5 separate regions of the Homo sapiens genome follow, and all the other regions are linked to region 4. The links are chromatin contacts, found by Hi-C or POLR2A ChIA-PET in ENCODE. All regions are on one chromosome and are shown on one strand. Each heading gives the region's core, a stretch centred on a gene start or an enhancer-like site at or near the end of the contact. The rest is flanking DNA. Distances are from core to core; before and after follow the strand shown. Region 1 has its middle 35 kb from the start of STING1. Region 2 holds the start of DNAJC18 (DnaJ heat shock protein family (Hsp40) member C18). Region 3 holds the start of STING1 (stimulator of interferon response cGAMP interactor 1). Region 4 holds the start of ETF1 (eukaryotic translation termination factor 1). Region 5 overlaps FAM13B (family with sequence similarity 13 member B).

The links. A loop is a pair of places that touch in the nucleus more often than their neighbours do. ChIA-PET counts read pairs that join two places held with the same protein, here RNA polymerase II (POLR2A). Pooled maps may share reads with other maps.
Region 1: a pooled map shows a loop between it and region 4 (4-fold over the local background). The contact joins the enhancer-like site here to the promoter of ETF1 in region 4. A Hi-C loop is called at or near these places in 4 of 50 pooled maps. POLR2A ChIA-PET finds 5 or more read pairs at or near these places in 2 of 52 experiments (A549 and activated CD4-positive, alpha-beta T cell).
Region 2: a pooled map shows a loop between it and region 4 (9-fold over the local background). The contact joins the promoter of DNAJC18 here to the promoter of ETF1 in region 4. A Hi-C loop is called at or near these places in 8 of 50 pooled maps. POLR2A ChIA-PET finds 5 or more read pairs at or near these places in 3 of 52 experiments (H1, activated CD4-positive, alpha-beta T cell and endothelial cell of umbilical vein).
Region 3: a loop to region 4 is called in a map of CD8-positive, alpha-beta T cell, with 22 times the contacts of the local background. The contact joins the promoter of STING1 here to the promoter of ETF1 in region 4. A Hi-C loop is called at or near these places in 2 of 168 maps with a recorded cell type or tissue (CD8-positive, alpha-beta T cell and naive thymus-derived CD4-positive, alpha-beta T cell) and 6 of 50 pooled maps. POLR2A ChIA-PET finds 5 or more read pairs at or near these places in 1 of 52 experiments (activated naive CD4-positive, alpha-beta T cell).
Region 5: a pooled map shows a loop between it and region 4 (3-fold over the local background). The contact joins the enhancer-like site here to the promoter of ETF1 in region 4. A Hi-C loop is called at or near these places in 1 of 50 pooled maps. POLR2A ChIA-PET finds 5 or more read pairs at or near these places in 2 of 52 experiments (T-cell and activated T-cell).

The regions. Positions count from the first base shown.
Region 1 is chr5:139,516,164-139,519,478 of GRCh38, forward strand. No RefSeq gene overlaps it. Among named protein-coding and RNA genes, the nearest start is that of STING1, 35 kb to the left of the region's middle. Within about 2 kb of position 1,913, at least 30 of the 41 ENCODE cell types and tissues checked have a DNase peak (open chromatin) inside an H3K27ac peak, as active enhancers do.
Region 2 is chr5:139,438,207-139,441,414 of GRCh38, forward strand. It overlaps DNAJC18 (DnaJ heat shock protein family (Hsp40) member C18), which reads right to left and starts at 1,319. Exons shown (of 8, transcript NM_152686.4): 1 at 1,200-1,319. The coding sequence starts at 1,239. RefSeq lists a silencer at 877-986 and an enhancer at 1,190-1,689.
Region 3 is chr5:139,481,504-139,484,628 of GRCh38, forward strand. STING1 (stimulator of interferon response cGAMP interactor 1) reads right to left here and starts at 1,255. Exons shown (of 8, transcript NM_198282.4): 1 at 1,047-1,255; 2 at 707-799; 3 at 1-201. The coding sequence starts at 201. It also overlaps the pseudogene LOC101059986. RefSeq lists enhancers at 418-647, 1,168-1,297, 1,308-1,427.
Region 4 is chr5:138,541,861-138,544,752 of GRCh38, forward strand. It overlaps ETF1 (eukaryotic translation termination factor 1), which reads right to left and starts at 1,376. Exons shown (of 11, transcript NM_004730.4): 1 at 1,237-1,376; 2 at 973-1,076. The coding sequence starts at 1,058. RefSeq lists enhancers at 887-2,086, 1,028-1,817, 1,537-1,936, 1,818-2,607 and a silencer at 1,197-1,246.
Region 5 is chr5:137,996,092-137,999,242 of GRCh38, forward strand. All of the region lies in intron 7 of FAM13B (family with sequence similarity 13 member B), which reads right to left. Among named protein-coding and RNA genes, the nearest start is that of FAM13B-AS1, 35 kb to the right of the region's middle. Within about 2 kb of position 1,885, at least 2 of the 41 ENCODE cell types and tissues checked have a DNase peak (open chromatin) inside an H3K27ac peak, as active enhancers do.

The DNA.
Region 1 (3,315 bases), core at 663-3,162, 970 kb after region 4:
CAAAAAAACAAACAAACAAAAAAAAAGATGCCACTGCTAGCTGCCCTGGATAGTACAGGTAGGACTCAACGCCCCAGTAGAGCGGTAGAGATGGGTCAAGAGGTCCACAGAGACCACAGAGAAGAAAGTTGATATATGCACACAGGTTCTCCTTGGCATCCTTGGGAGGAGATACATCCTTAAACTAGACCCCTGTGGGTGACAGCTGGAGGGGGACTGGAAGGGCCCGATACTCCCCAATCACTTCTTCTCCTCCACCCCAGGGATGGCTTATTCTAGTTCCTCTTCTCTCTCACCAGATGCCAGGTGCTAGAATTGTCTCAAGCTTGGAATATGTCCAGATATTCATTAATTCAATACTTAACACATATTTATTGATCCCCTTCTCTGTGCCAGGCACATTGCTCTGTGAACAAGACAGACACAACCCTTGCCATAAGGAGTTTACATTCTGACTGGGGGACAAAGAAGCAGACAGGCAAAACTCCACTTAAGCACTGTTTTAGGAGTAAGCCTGGGGCTTCAGGAGAGCAGGAGAGGGATGACCTGTAATCTCAATGTGAAGGAAGCAGAGGAGGTGTAGTGTCTGAGTAGGGGGAAACTACACCTCCTGTGCTGTGTACAGGCTAGGAGGGAAGATAACCCTGTTTTTGGCTTTTTGGGGTTTTTTGTTTTTTTTTGTTTTGTTTTGTTTTTGAGACAGAGTCTCACTCACTCGTCGCCCAGGCTGGAGTGCAGTGGCGCAATCTCGGCTCACTGCAACCTCCACCTCCCGGATTCAAGTGATTCTCCTGCCTCAGCCTCCAAAGTAGCTGGGATTACAGGCGTCTGCCACCATGCCGAACTAATTTTTTGTATTTTTAGTAGAGACGGGGTTTCACCATGTTGGCCAGGCTGGTCTCGAACGCCTGACCTCAAGAGATCCGCCCACCTCCGCCTCCCAAAGTGCTGGGATTACAGTAACCCTGTAATTTTTCCGGAGCTGCAAGAAGCGGGTCTCAACTAAGGAAACCTGGTGAAAATGCGTGCCACTCCCAGGGATTCTGATTTGATGGGTCTGGCACAGGGACCCAGAATCTGTGTATTAAACAAGCTCCACCAGTGATGTTGATGCAGATGACTGTGGATCCACCCAGAGGGAGGCTTTGTGAAAGATGGGCTGGAGGGTGCAGGGTCCAGGCCTCAAAGGCTGGTGGGTCAGACCGAGAAGTTTGATCTTTATATGAAAGGAAGGCTGCTGAAGATCATCAATCCTAGGAACAACATTATCTTTACAAATACCCTTCCTCAGAATCGCTTGAACCCGGGAGGCAGATGTTGCAGTGAGCCGAGACAGTGCTACTGCACTCCAGCCTGGGCGACAGAGCGAGACTCCGTCTCAAAAAAATAAATAAATAAATAAATAAAATAAATAAATAAATTTCCTTCCTCCAGCTGCAGGGCAAAAAATGGGTTGAAGAGCCGGACTGGTGGTAACTGGTGTGGCCATCCAGCCTGGAGTCGATGTTGGCATGAATGAAGACACAGGCAGTTGGGACAGAGAGAAGCGAGTGGGATGTGGAGGTGACCCGATGAAATACTGGCCCGGAGATATGAGGCATGAGGCGGGGAGCACGAGGGTGTCGAAGGGCCAAAATGTGGTAAGAGAAGCCGGAGGAGTGTGAGGACAGGTGGAAGGGATCCAATGTGGGATCTAAGGGGTCTGAGACCACCGTGGCCGCGGGAGGCAGGAGAAGGTACCGCAGAGCTCCCGGTGATGTGTCAGGAGGCCCTACACTCGCGCGTGCACTGGCTCGCAGTTTGGACAGAGACCCTACAGGCCAGGCCGCAGCTGCGCCCAGACCACCCCCAGCGGGTGAAGACTGCCGCGGCGGCGCAGTTCCCGGCATGCCTCCGGCCGGTGACTTCATCCGGCCCGGGGCCAAGGCCCGGCCTCCGCTAGAGGGCGCTGCTCTCAGCAGCCGCGCCGCCCGGATGGACTCGCGCCAGAGTAGGACAAGAGAGGCAGGCGGCGGCTGCTCCGTGCGGCTCCCACGCCTCTCGGGCGGCAGGTCCTGCCTCGGACCTGGGACCACTGGCTGGCGCCTGTGGCTCACATCTCCACGCCTTTGCCCGCTCCTCCCAGGAGCCCGAGTCAGAAACCTGTGCTTCACCCTCGAGAGCGCTGCCATCCTCCCCCTCAACCAGACGGGCATGGCGTCTGGTTGTCCGTCCTGTCTTCTCATCGTCTCAGAGCCCTTCCCTGACCCCTACCCTCTCTCAGACCAACAGGATGATGACAGGAAGAGGATCCAGGACCAACTCCTAGCGGTGACCTTGAGAAAACAATCTCATACCCCAGTTTCCCTTACAATGCAATGGAAATAATACTAACAACCCTGGAAGAGTGTTGGAAGGACTAAACGAAATCATCTTTTTCAGTACTAAGCAGAGGCTCAGTGAGCATCAGCGTTTTTTTGTTTGTTTGTTTGTTTTCTTGAAACTGGTTGGAGCCCAGGCTGGAGTGCAGTGGCATGATCTTGGCCCACTTGAGCCTCAATTGCCTGGGCTCAAGCCATTCTTCCTCCTCAGCCTCTGGAGTAGCTGGGACCACAGTTGCATGCCACCACGACTGGCTACTTTTGTTCATTTTTTTTGTAGAGTTGGGGTCTCTCTAAATGGTCTTGAACTACTGGACTCAAGCGATCCTCCCACCTCGGCTTCCCAAAGCACTGGGATTACAGGCATGAGCCACTGTCCCCGGCCAACATCAGCTATTTTAACACTTCTCTCTGTTGCTGGAATGTACTCACTGGCCCCAAACTCTTCAGTGGCTTCTGACTGCCCTCAGGATCAGTCCACACGTTTAGCTTGGCATGCACAACCCTTTCAGTCTCGTTTCTTGTCATCTCCCACGTCCTTTGTGTGCTTTATCACAGGCTTTGGCCTGAACACTCCTTTGCCACCTTTTCTACCTGCCTAAACACTCCTCACATTTTGAGACCCAACATAAAAGCATTCCTATCACACATACCACCTGCACCACCTCCCCCATAATGATCCCAAAGTTTTAAGATGCCCAGAACATCTTTGCTGCTGCTGCTTCTTTTTTTTTTTTTTTTTTTTGAGATGGAGTCTCGCTCTGTCGTCCAGGCTTGAGTGCAAAGGCGTGATCTCAGCTCACTGCAACCTCCACCTCCTGGGTTCAAGCAATTCTCCTGCCTCAGCCTCCCGAGTAGCTGGGACTACAGGTGTCCACCACTATGCCCAGCTAATTTTTGTATTTTTAGTGGAGATGGGGTTTCATCATGTTGGCCAGGGTGGTCTCGATCTCCT
Region 2 (3,208 bases), core at 69-2,568, 900 kb after region 4:
TCGGGAGGCTGAGGCAGGAGAATGGCGTGAACCCGGGAGGCGGAGGTTGCAGTGAGCCGAGATCGCGCTACTGCACTCCAGCCTGGGTGATAGAGCGAGACTCCGTCTCAAAAAAAAAAAAAAGAACATTATGAGATTTTTTTTTGCAATTTTTTTAAAGTTCATTAGCTGTCATCAGTTAGTTATTTAGTCGTCAGTTAGTGTATTTTATGTGTGGCCCAAGACAATTCTTCTTCCAATGTGGTCCAGGGAAGCCAAAAGATTGGATACCCCTGGTTTAAAGGGAGAAGATTCAATAACAACACCTGCAGAATGTAAAGAGGGTCATAAGCAATACAGTCAAAAGGGGCAGAGCACTCATGTCTTCTCTGGAGGACCTGAGAAAGGCTTTAACAACATCTTTCTTCCGCTTAACATCCCTCAGCTACCTCCACCCACTGCTCCTGGACAGTCTTCCTCTAAGTCGGCCTGGCTAACTCCGACGCATCCTTCTTGTCACCATTTGTAACACTTTCTGCAAGAAACCTCCCTTGACAGCCAGTCTGCGTTAGGTACCTTGTAAGTGTGCTCTCCAAATCCCTGACCTTGCTGTGTAGCCCAGGCGTTTTGTATTATTCGCCCGTTTTGTAATTGGCTGTTCAGTCGTCAAACTCTCTCAGTGGGCTGCGAGTTTTGTGAGCTAAGGGACCCATGTCAGTCAAATCCCCACTGCAGAATCAGCATTAGGCGGGGCACACAATAGGTATTGGATCAATATTTTTTGCCTGACTGTAGGGTGGAAAAGGCTGGTCCTGATGCCGGCTGGAGCGACATGATCAAACAGGGACTGAAGGTCAGGTGGCCCAGTTAGGCGAAAGATAAGGGCCAGGTTAGCAAGCTGCGGAGAGACCGCAGCACCCCACGGGCCCTCCAGTCACCTTGGCATGGGCGGGGCCTGACAGCTGCGGGCCCTGGGCGGGGCACGGGCGGGGGCGGGGCTGGGGGCCGGAGGCAACAAGTCGTCACCGGTGACTCTGGGCTCGCGGTCGGTCCCCAGCTTCCCTACCCCATCCGCAACCCTACTCAGGCTCAGCATCTTTTCACAGGCCTCTATCCATCACCTCAGACCCAGGATCTCAGCCCTTGTGCGTCTTCAGGATCCTCATCCCTGATCTCTCCCGAAGGCCGCCCTATCCCTCCTTCAGGCGGGGACCTAGTACCTTCCGTCCAGCGCTCCCCGCTGCCCAGAGTCGCCGCCATATCGGTTCCCAATCAGCAGGTCCGCCGAGCCTCCCCCGTGCCCGAGGCTGAAAGAGAAGGGGGCGCGGAGCGCGGGGCACGCTGGTCATTGTAGTCCAGTCCATATGAGCTCCCGGGGCACTGGACTACAACTCCCGGCAGGCTCTGCGCCAGAGGCCGTGGGAGACGCAGAGAAGTGCTCGACCTTCGTCAGGAGATCTGTGGAAGAGTGCTGCTGCCAGCTGCCAGCTGCCTGCAGCACGGCTCTTGGCTTTTCCTCATTTGTAGAGTTGGGATAGTGGCTTCGGCCCTGCCTAACCCTAGGGACATCCAAGGAGGGGCGACTGAAGTCCTGCCTGGAAAGGGCTTCGCAAACTATAGGCTAGAGGGTGACAGTATGACTATTATGCTCCTCAGGGATGTCTTTTTGAAGCATACGCTAATGCCTGTTCTGTGCAGTCAGTGGTAGGCCCTGGAGATTCAGAGATGGGTTTTGGGGATGCGGAACCCAGCCTTTGGAAGCTTGAGTCAGGAAAATAGAAAAGTGATGTAGATTTATGGGGTTGGAGGGCAATCTCAGTATGTCCCTACTGCCCCAGCTCCTCAGGCACTGGACATCAGAGGGTATCGGGGTGGAGAAAGAAGACATGGAAAGGTATTGGGGCCGGCATGAAGAGCCTCCATCTTTGCTGTTCCTGTCCTTCCTCCAACCCATCCTACTCCAACACCCCTCTGACACTTTTCTCCTCTCTTCCAGTCTAGTTATCTCTTTAGCCCATTCGTTTCTTTTCTGAAGGACCAGACATTGAGATTAGTAAAAAGGAAATGAGGAAATAAATATTCTTGCTGTTCCTCATCCAGGTATGGATGGAACCTAGCAAAGAATAAAAGCAACACTTTCTTCATAGGTGGATGGCTACAGTTCATCCCCAAACAAAAAATTACCCAGAATTAACTGAGGTCTTACCCAAGAAGACCAAATCAATCATGATATCAACTAGCACCTACTTAGGCAGTTGGGGAGAGATGTATATTCCTGGACATAAACTTGGAAGGGTAAAAGCACCAAAGGGCATGCAGTTCCAGCCCTTGCCTACAGTCATGGCCCTGGCATCACTGACATTATGCCCACTTAAGAACTCAGAGAACGGCCGGGCGCGGTGGCTTATGCCTGTAATCCCAACACTTTGGGAGGCCGCGGCAGGCGGATCGCGAGGTCAGGAGATCGAGACCATTCTGACCAACATGGTGAAACCCCGTCTCTACCAAAAATACAAAAATTAGCTGGGCATGGTGGCGTGTGCCTGTAGTCCCAGCTGCTCGGGAGGGAGGCTGAGGCAGGAGAATCGCTTGAACCCAGGGGGCGGAGGTTGTAGTGAGCCAAGATCGCGTCACTGCACTCCAGCCTGGGTGACAGAGTGAGACTCTGTCTCAGAAAAAAAACAAAAAACAAAACTCAGATAACAAGGCCTTTCAAGTGGAAAAAGCACTGGTCTAGAAGTTGTATAGGTGTTATATTAATAGCTGGGGTTTTGCCACAAATCATTGCGTGATCCTGAACATCTCCTTTTTCCTTCTTCTTTGGCCTCAGTCTCATCACCTATAAAACGAGAAGGTTGGATTCAATTAGTAGTTTTGTTTGTTTGCTTTTTGAGACAGAGTCTTACTCTGTCGCCAGGCTGGAGTGTAGTGGCATAATCTCGGCTCACTGCAACCTCTGACTCCCTGGTTCAAGCGATTCTCCTGCATCAGCCTCCCGAGTAGCCGGGACTACAGTCGCACGCCACCATGCCCAGCTAATTTTTGTATTTTTGGTAGAGACGGGATTTCACTATGTTGGCCAAGATGGCCTCAATCTCCTGACCTTGTGATCTGCCCGCCTCAGCCTCCCAAAGTGGTGTGATTACAGGCGTGAGCCACCGCACCCGGCCTCAATTAGCGGTTTTTAAATTGAGGAATCCTTAAGGCTTAATGTGCAGATGTCTCTGGA
Region 3 (3,125 bases), core at 5-2,504, 940 kb after region 4:
AGCCAGGCTGCAGACCCCGTTTAACAGCAGTCCCAGCTGCAGGGAGGCTAGGTGGAGCACCAGGTACCGGAGAGTGTGCTCTGGTGGCTCTCCTAGCCCCCAAAGGGTCACCAGGCAGGCACTCAGCAGAACCAAGGCTGCCTTCTGGGCCCCGTGACCCCTGGGACACGGGATGGATGGATGCAGGCTGGAGTGGGGCATCTGTGGGCACCAAGAAATCCATGACCATTCTCCCCTTGCCCTCCTGCCCTTCTGGGACTGAGGCTCTGGCTGGGCACTTCCTCCCAGTTCCCCTTTCCCTGGTGCCCAGCCACTCCCAGAGGCTGCTCTTAGAGACACCTCTAGGAGGCAGGCTGGGAATAAGTCACCCCAAAGCTCCTGTCTCAGCGAGGTTTGCTGAAAACAGAGCAGGGCCTGCACATACACGCCCCACCAAGACCCAGGGAGACCACAGGTGTGGTGAAGAAAGAAGGCAGCAACTATCCCAGACCCAGACTTGAAGCTGTCCTGTGCAGCCGTACCCAACCAAGAACCCTTGGGGACCTGGGTTCCCCTGTCCCCGGAACCCACCCCAGGGAGGACCTTAGTCAACAAAGTGGAAAACAGAGCTCAGGGAGTGGGGACAGGGCAGCCAGCAGGCACCCCCTCGCCTCTGGGTGCCAGGGGCCCTAGGTTTGGCGTTCTGCCAGGCTGATCTTGAGCCTACCTTCTGCCTCCCGGACACTGGCTGCTCTGGATGATGACGAGGAGAGAAGGCCCGGCGCTACGAGCAGCCAAGGGCAGCTTCTCTGAGTGCAGCCTGAAAATGAGATGTTAACAACGATTGGTTTCTCCACAACACTCTAGCCCTGGCGTTTCTCCAAACCGCAGCTTTACTGGTGCTGGGAAGGAGGGTATTTCCTGTTCCTCAGGAAGGGAGGTAGGAACCTTCCCTCAAAGCCCTGATGAGCTGGGCCTGAGTCCTGGGGTCAGGGGTGAGGTTTGAGAAAGCCTCCATTCCATTGCCCTTTGCTACCCCCAAACCAAGGGTGTTTAGAAACACTCACCGCAGTCACAGCTCTGAACAGCGGGTTCCCCTCAAGCCACCACGATCAAACACACTGTACCTAACACCTGAGCAGGACTCCACACACTCAGCCAAAGGCAGCACACACATCACACGATGATTCCCCGTCTCATATTTTTCTTCTGGTTTCCAGGATGCAGATTCTTTTTCTGAAAAGTGTGACCTAGGAGGGAGGAGTGAAAAATGAACAGTTATTTCCGGTAACAAGAGCTATTTTTATAAAGCACTTGGTGGGAGAGGAGGGGCACAGAGGAATGGGGGTTTGGCTCTTTGCAGGAAATGGCCACGCCTGTGACTTCTCCAAGAGAGCCTGCCGGTTTCTGCCCAGAAGGCGGTTGTGGGGATGATATTAGGTAGGAGCAAAAGTAATTGCAGGCCTGGCACAGTGGCTCATGCCTGTAATCCCAGCGCTTTGGGAGGCCGAGATGGGTGGATCACTTGAGGTCAGGAGTTCAAGACCAGCCTGAGCAACATGGTGAAACCCCATCTCTACTAAAAACAAAAATTAGCCAGGCGTGGTGGTGGGCGCTTGTAATCTTAGCTACTTGGGAGGCTGAGGCAGGAGAATCGCTGGAACCTGAGAGGTGGAAGTTGCAGTGAGCAGAGATTAGGCCACTGCACTCCAGCCTGGGCAACAAGAGCGAGACTGTCTCAAAAGAAAAGAAAAGAAAAGAAAAGAAAAATGATCTGACCTACATTGTTTGAGTGTAGGTTATAAAATCCCCATGCATCAACCTAAATTATAATAATAATAATAATAATAAAGTGTTTACCTTGTTCCAGACATTATGCCAAGTGTTGCATATATCACTTCACTTGTATATCATTTCACCAGCCACCCTGTCAGGTAGGTATAATTCTAGCCCCATTTTATAGATGGATAATCCGAGGCTCAGGGAGGTGAAATAACTGGTTTAAGTAATTGAGAGTGGGGACTTGAAGCCTGGTGGGTTGCTCCAAAGCCCAGCTTGCTCTGTGCCTTGATTTCATTCCAGTAATCCCAGCACTTTGGGAGGCCAAGGCAGGAGGATCACTTGAGCCCAGAAGTTTGAGACCAGCCTAAGCAACACAGGGAGATCCCATCTCTACAAAAAAAAAAAAAAAAAATTAGCCAAGCATGACGGAACACGCCTATAGTCCCAGCTACTTGGGAGGCTGAGGTGGGAGCATCACTTGACCCCTGGAGGTAGAGGTTGCAGTGAGTTGTGATGGCACCACTGCACTCCAGCCTAAGTGACAGAGTGATACCCTATCTCAAAAAAAAAAAAAAAAAAATAGGCCAGGCGCAATGGCTCATCCTTGTAATCCTCGCACTTTGGGAGGCCAAGGCAAATGGATCACTTGAGGTCAGGAGTTCGAGACCAGCCTGGCCAACATAGTGAAACCCCATCTCTACTAAAAGTACAAAAAATTCGCTGGGCGTGGTGGCGGGTGCCTATAATCCCAGCTACTCAGGAGGCTGAGGCAGGAGAATCGCTTGAACCCAGGAGGCGGAGCTTGCGGTGAGCCGAGATCATGCCACTGCACTCCAGCCTCGGCAACAAGAGTCAAACTCCATCTCAAAAAAAAAAAAAAAAAAGGCCGGGTGCAGTGGCTCACTCCTATAATCCCAGCAATTTGGGAGGCCAAGGCAGGCAGATCACCTGAGGTCAGGAGTTCAAGACCATCCTGACCAACATGGAGAAACCCCATCTCTACTAAAAATACAAAAAATTAGCTGGGCGTGATGGCGCATGCCTGTAATCCCAGCTTCTTGGGAGGCTGAGGCAGGAGAACTGCTTGAACCTGGGAGGCGGAGGTTGCACTGAGCCGAGATCGTGCCATTGCACTCCAGCCTGGGCGACAAGAGCAAAACTCCGTCTCAAAAAAAAAAAAAAGAGAAGAAAGAAAGAAAAAGAGAGAGAGAGAAAGGAAGGAAGGGAAGGGAAGGGAAGGGAAGGGAAGGTCTGACCTACATTGTTTGAGTGTAGATTATAAAATCCCCCTTCCAGAGAGGGCCCTGCCCCACACTCAGAAAGAAGGAACACACGCTCAGAGAGGCCAAGAAGAATCTAGACAG
Region 4 (2,892 bases), core at 126-2,625:
TTCCTCAAACGAACAACGTTAAAAAAAAAAGAAAACACACACACACAGCTAATTTTAATCTAGCCTACTCTCCCCCCAATGGACACACCTACAGTTTCTTATCAAAATGTACAAGACTCAAAGCCCATTTAATTCAATTATGAATCTCACTCAACAAGCATCAAGCACATCAGGCGCCTCTCTACAGCGATATCCCCACAAGTTTCAGAGAAATGCCAGCAGGGACTCTGTAGTTATGATTCCTATCAAACGGCCCCCTAACCCGTATTTCTCCTGGACATACACATGCAGATTCATTAACCAAAACCTACCCAGCACCCCTCACATCGCGCGTACGTTGGCATTTTCAGTTTATAGGTGGGTCCTGGAACAGCTAAAACCAGGAAGCTCCGGGGTAATTAGAGGACTTGGGAGAAGTCATCTTGGGACAGGTGGAAGACCCAGAGAAATCAGGAATCAGAAAGAAGCTGTCCCTGGCCACCTCTGCTTCCCGTCCCATCCAAACTTCACCCACCCGGGTCTCAGAAGCCCAGAAGGGAGAGGCCATTTTAATGAGGCCTGGCTGAGAAATGAAGGGAGAAGAGGAAATCAGGGAAGGGCCCTGGGAAAGGAAGGCCGAACACTTTGCCACAATAGCACCCGAGTCGGGTGGCAGCACCTGGAGCCCGAAGAGGGAGGACCTGGACTTAAGGGCCCGGGAGAGGTGCAAAAGTAGCGGTGGCCTACCACGAGGGGGGCCGAGTGATCTAAACCGGGGAGCGCGGGCCCCTTACCCCCATGCGGGGAAAGGACCCCTTCTCGGGCCAACCGCGCCGACCCTCGCCCCTGGGTCAGGGGCTACTACCCAGAGATCCAGAAGGCGGGAGTTGGCTAGTGCCTGGTTCTCCTCATCCGGCCATGCGGCGCGGGGGCGTCCATCCTGAGGGGTCCGGGAACCAAGAGGGCACGGAGGGTGCCGGACGCGGCGCTCACCCGCGGGCCGCCTCCAAGCTCTTAATGAGCTTCTTGATCTTCCAGATCTCCACGTTCCTGTCGGCAGCACTGGGGTCGTCCGCCATCTTCTCGCCTCCTCCTCCCTAGAGCGGCCCGGCGGGGCCCGGAGACACCAAGACCACAGAGTTAGCGCCGCCGCTGGGGCAGAGCGGCCCCCTTCCTCGCCATCCCCCAGAGGCCCTCTCCTCCCGTCCGGTGCAGCTCGCCACAAAGGTCACCGGCCTTTCCCTCCCTGTGCCTTACCTAAGGGCCCAGTCCTGGGCGGCAGCGGCTGCTCCTCCCCGGCGGCGGCTCCGCGGCGGCGGCGGCTCTGACGTAGGACACCGGCTCCCTCTCTCCAGGCAGCTGCATGTGTTGCAATCCGCTCACATGGGGCCTGTGACATCACTTCCTCCGCCAGGGGCGGAGTGGAAGGCGGCAGGCGGAAGGGAGGGGGCCGGTGCGAGTGAGGAGAAGCTGGGCGTCCGCCGCGACTTCTCATTGGCTCTCTGCCCCGCAGCCTACAATGAGCCCGCCGATTGGCTGCAGCTGGGTCCGCGCCGCCTTGTGAGGTAAGGCTGGGGGGTGGGAGGTGCCACCTTTCTTCCGGCCCGGCAAGGCGAGAGGAGGAAGCGGGCGGAAGCCGGTGGCTCTCGCGAGTTTACTGAGAGCCCCCGTCAGGCTCGAATGGGGGTGGTTCTTAAAGAGAGAGGACCGGGGTCGTCGTCTTTTCAGTCCATTCTCCTTGAATAGGGTGGACATCTGAGGCTTTGCGACTCGAAGCTAGGCACTTGGGCCCGACGCGCGGTTTGAACGGTGCTTGAGAAGCCGCGAAGAAGCGCCTCGCGCTCAGCGGCTTCTTCGCTGACGAAGTGCTGCGGTCTGCGTGCGTCATGGCTGCACGGAATAGTGTGGAGGAGTCCTGGCCAGTAGGTCTGGATGAGGAACCTGCCTCCGGGCGGTCCGGGACCCTCACCTGCAGGGGCGAAAGAGGCCTGTTTTCTCTCGCCCCAGAGCTAGGACGGGCTCACTTTGGACTTAGAACTTTATGGGGTGGAAGACAGCGGGGGCTGCCTGAGCTTGGAGACCTGAGGTATCTGGTCCCATGTATGATTTGGCCTGAGCCGTTGAGAATGGGGGTGGAGAGAGTTGAAACAAAATGGGCATCCACATACGGTTAGAACTTTATCTTTTTGAGTTAGGATTTTTAGGTGGCTACTTTGTCCCCCCTCACCTCGTCTGGGTTCAAATATTGAGCCCAGACCGTGTGCTGGACCCTGTTTTCCTGGGGATACAGAGGTGAACCAAACAGATGACAGTACTTACCCTTATGGAGCTTATAGTCGATTGGGTTTTTAAGTTTGTGATTTTATACTTTTTGTAATAAAATAATTACACAAATGCTTAAGTACTTCAGGGTGCTCTGAGAGTGTATGGCGGGGACCCAGCTCTGAAATGAGACCCAAAGGATGATTAAGAGTTTGTCAGGAGGAAACAGAATACAGTTGAGAACTACAGAAACGCCAGTGTGCTGGCACAAGGTCAGGGACGGGGAGAGTGGTTTGAGGGAGCAGCAGGGGAAGAGGTCATGTAGGGTCTTTTAAGCCAGATTCAGAAGTTTGGTTTCTTTCAAGAACAGTGGGTAGTTTAAAGGGTTTAGAGCCCTGGTGTGGACTGGAGAGAGTACAGGAGAAGCCCAGAGACCATTTTGGCTGCTTCATTATCATGTGAGAGATGATTTTCGCTTACATTAGGGTGGTGACAGTGCAGATAGAAGTGAATGAAGGGCCTGGTGCAGTGGCCCACGGCTGTAATCCCAGCACTTTGGGAGGCCAAAGGGGAGGATCGCTTGAGCCCAGGAGTTTGCGAGCAGCCTGGGCAACATGGCAAGATTCCGTCTCTACAAAATTACAAAATATT
Region 5 (3,151 bases), core at 635-3,134, 550 kb before region 4:
ATTTTCTCAGTAGGGGATCCACAGAATGAAGTGGAAACCAGTTTTTTGTTTTTTGTTTTTTTGAGACAGAGTCTTGCACTCTCACCCAGGCTGGAGTGCAGTGGCACAATCTTGGCTCACTGCAAGCTCTGCCTCCCGGGTTCATGCCATTCTCCTGCCTCAGCCTCCCGAACAGCTGGGACTACAGGCGCCGGCCACCACGCCTGGCTAATTTTTTTTTTGTATTTTTAGTAGAGACGGGGTTTCACCACGTTAGCCAGGATGGTCTCGATCTCCTGACCTTGTGATCTGCCCATCTCAGCCTCCCAAAGTGCTGGGATTACAGGCGTGAGCCACGGCGCCTGGCCAGAAACCAGTCTTAAAACCCTAAACCCATGGCTCTTCCTAAATCACTTACACCTTCTTTCCTGCACCTTATCTAAAATTGAACCATCAGAAACCAATGAACTCACAAGAATGAAGCCCTAACATCAGCAACCCACAAAGAGAGTTTCAATTTTTCATCTTTCTTTTTTTTTGGAGATGGAGTCTCACCCTGTCGCCCAGACTGGAGTGCAATGTGCAATCTCAGCTCACTGAAACCTCCACCTTCCGCGTTCAAGCGATTCTCCTGCCTCACCCTCCCGAGTAGCTGGGATTACAGGCGCTCACCAACATGCTCAGCTAATTTTTTGTATCTTTAGTACAGACGGGGTTTCACTATGTTGGCCAGGCTGGTCTCGAACTCCTGATGACCTCGTGATCCACCCTCCTTGGCCTCACAAAGTGCTGGATTACTGGCATGAGCCACTGAGCCCAGCCCAATTTTTCATCTTTCTAAATTGAGTTTTAGGAAGGCATCAGAAGCACAACTTTAAATGAACTTTATAACACGAAGTAATTTTTTTTGGCTTGTGGTTTCTTAAGCATGAGCATAAATTAAAAATTACCTAAACCTCAAGCCAAAATAAACTTTCCCAATACAACACAGGAAAAAGATTACAAAGCACAGGGAAGAAAAGGTAAAAGCTCTTTTAGAACTCTCCTTTCTCTCTTCACATTTTTTAAAGGTAAAAATTCCCCTAAAATTTGTACATTTAAATATAAAGCTAAATGAGGCCAGATGCCGTGGCTCACACCCGTAATCCCAGCACTTTGGGAGGCCGAGGCAGGTGGATCACGAGGCCAGGAGTTCAAGGGCAGCCTGCCCAACATGGTGAAACCCCATCTCTACTAAAATTACAAAAAATTAGCTGGGCCTGGTGGCAGGCACCTGTAATCCCAGCTACTTGGGAGGCTGAGGCAGGAGAATCACTTGAACCCGGGAGGCGGAGGTTGCGGTGAGCTGAGATCGTGCCATTGCACTCCAGCCTGGACAACAAGAGCGAAACTCCATCTCAAAAAATATATATATATATAATATATATAAAGCTAAATGATAAACATGTGGATATAAAACAACAATTTAGAAACAATCTTGAGATTTCCATGGACTTCATGGATAAGAACCTCAGGATCAATCAAACAAAACTACTGCTTTTTCATGCACCCTAGGCTGCTCACACCCCAAACTCCACCATTTTTTCCACTCTGAAGACAGCTTAAATCTTAACAAAACATAGCTAATGACAACTGCAGAAATAACAGATACATGAACAGACCAATCAATACAACTCACAAGCAAACATTTAAACCACTGGTTCTCAAAAAGAGGTCTATAAACCTGAGAGTCTTCAAAACCGTCTATGAAAGAGTTAGAAGTACCTTCATACTGTATGCCTTTTTCACTGTGCTGACATTTGCATGTTTTCAAATTTCTTAAATTGGGAGGCCATCAGGCTGAGATGGCTCCAGTGCCTTGGCTTCCTACATAAGTGAACTGAAACCCAATGTCAACAGTAAGATGACTAATCAAAACCCACCAACTAACCTCTAACTAGGAACTTTCCACTGTATCATATCCAAATAAGGCAAATGCCTACCCAATCAAGTTATTTCTTTACTTCTGCTTTCAGCCTATAAAAGCCCCAATGCTCAGGCTGCTAAAGTGGAGCACTCTGAACCTCCTCTGGTTTTGACTGCTGCCTGATTCATGAATCCTTTAATGCTCAAATAAACTTAAAATTGTTGTTTAAAGTTTTCAACAATGATGATGCAAAATCAATGGTAGAAAAAGCTGCTTGGGGTCTTAGCATAAGTCCAGACAAGTAATACTGTGGCCACTGCATTCTTCCTCACCAGCCACTTGAAACTTTTTAAAAAGGGGCCAGTCCGTGACAGAGAAGCAGAAAACAATGATTAATTTCATCTTACTCCTTGAGTACATTTCTTTTTTAATATTCAGTGTAAAAGGGAAGTACTCATAAAGCACTTCTGCAGCATAACTTACCTTGTTGAGAGCTAAACTAATCACTTTTATTACGGAATACCATTTTTACTTGAAAGACTAACATCTAAACCATGGTTATTAGGACTTGAACACTGGCAGACATTTTCTCAGAAACGACTAAGACTCTAAGAAAAACTGACAATATAAAATTTGAATTTTCAAGCAAAAATCAAAATTCTGGAAAACCTGTATCCTCCTCCATAAGCTCAAAAACACCTGAATACTTAAAGATGCTTCTGATGCAATCAACAGTGATATTAAAGAATGTGAACTTTAACAAATGTGCCAACTATCTGGAAGATTACAGAACTCAGTGAAGCAATCTTTTCCAAATGACCAATATACCATATCCCATCCCCATCATGGTCCTCTTCCCTGGGTCACCGGGGCAGCCCCATCCTTTGAACGGTGGAGGTAGCCACCCCTAGGGCTCACACACTCTGTGCTCTGGTAGAGATGGTGCTGCCTGTTATCACACCAGAGCCATACCTAAAGTGGCAGAAGAGTATGGTACCAGGCATAATGGAATCTTGCCAAGGTCCCCAAGGTCCCCCATCATTGGTGGCCCCTCCTTTGCATTTAGGGCCTCCTCGCAGGCCCTTGCACTCAAGGCCTGTAATTGATTTCTGAATTGCCTTCAGGGTCTTTTTTTTTTTTTGTCTTTTTTTTTTTGAGACAGGGTCCCACTTAGTTGCCCAGGCTGGAGTGCAGTGGCACAATCATGGCTCACTGTAGCCTGGACCTCCCATGCTCAAGCAATCCTCCCACCTCAGCCTCTTGAGT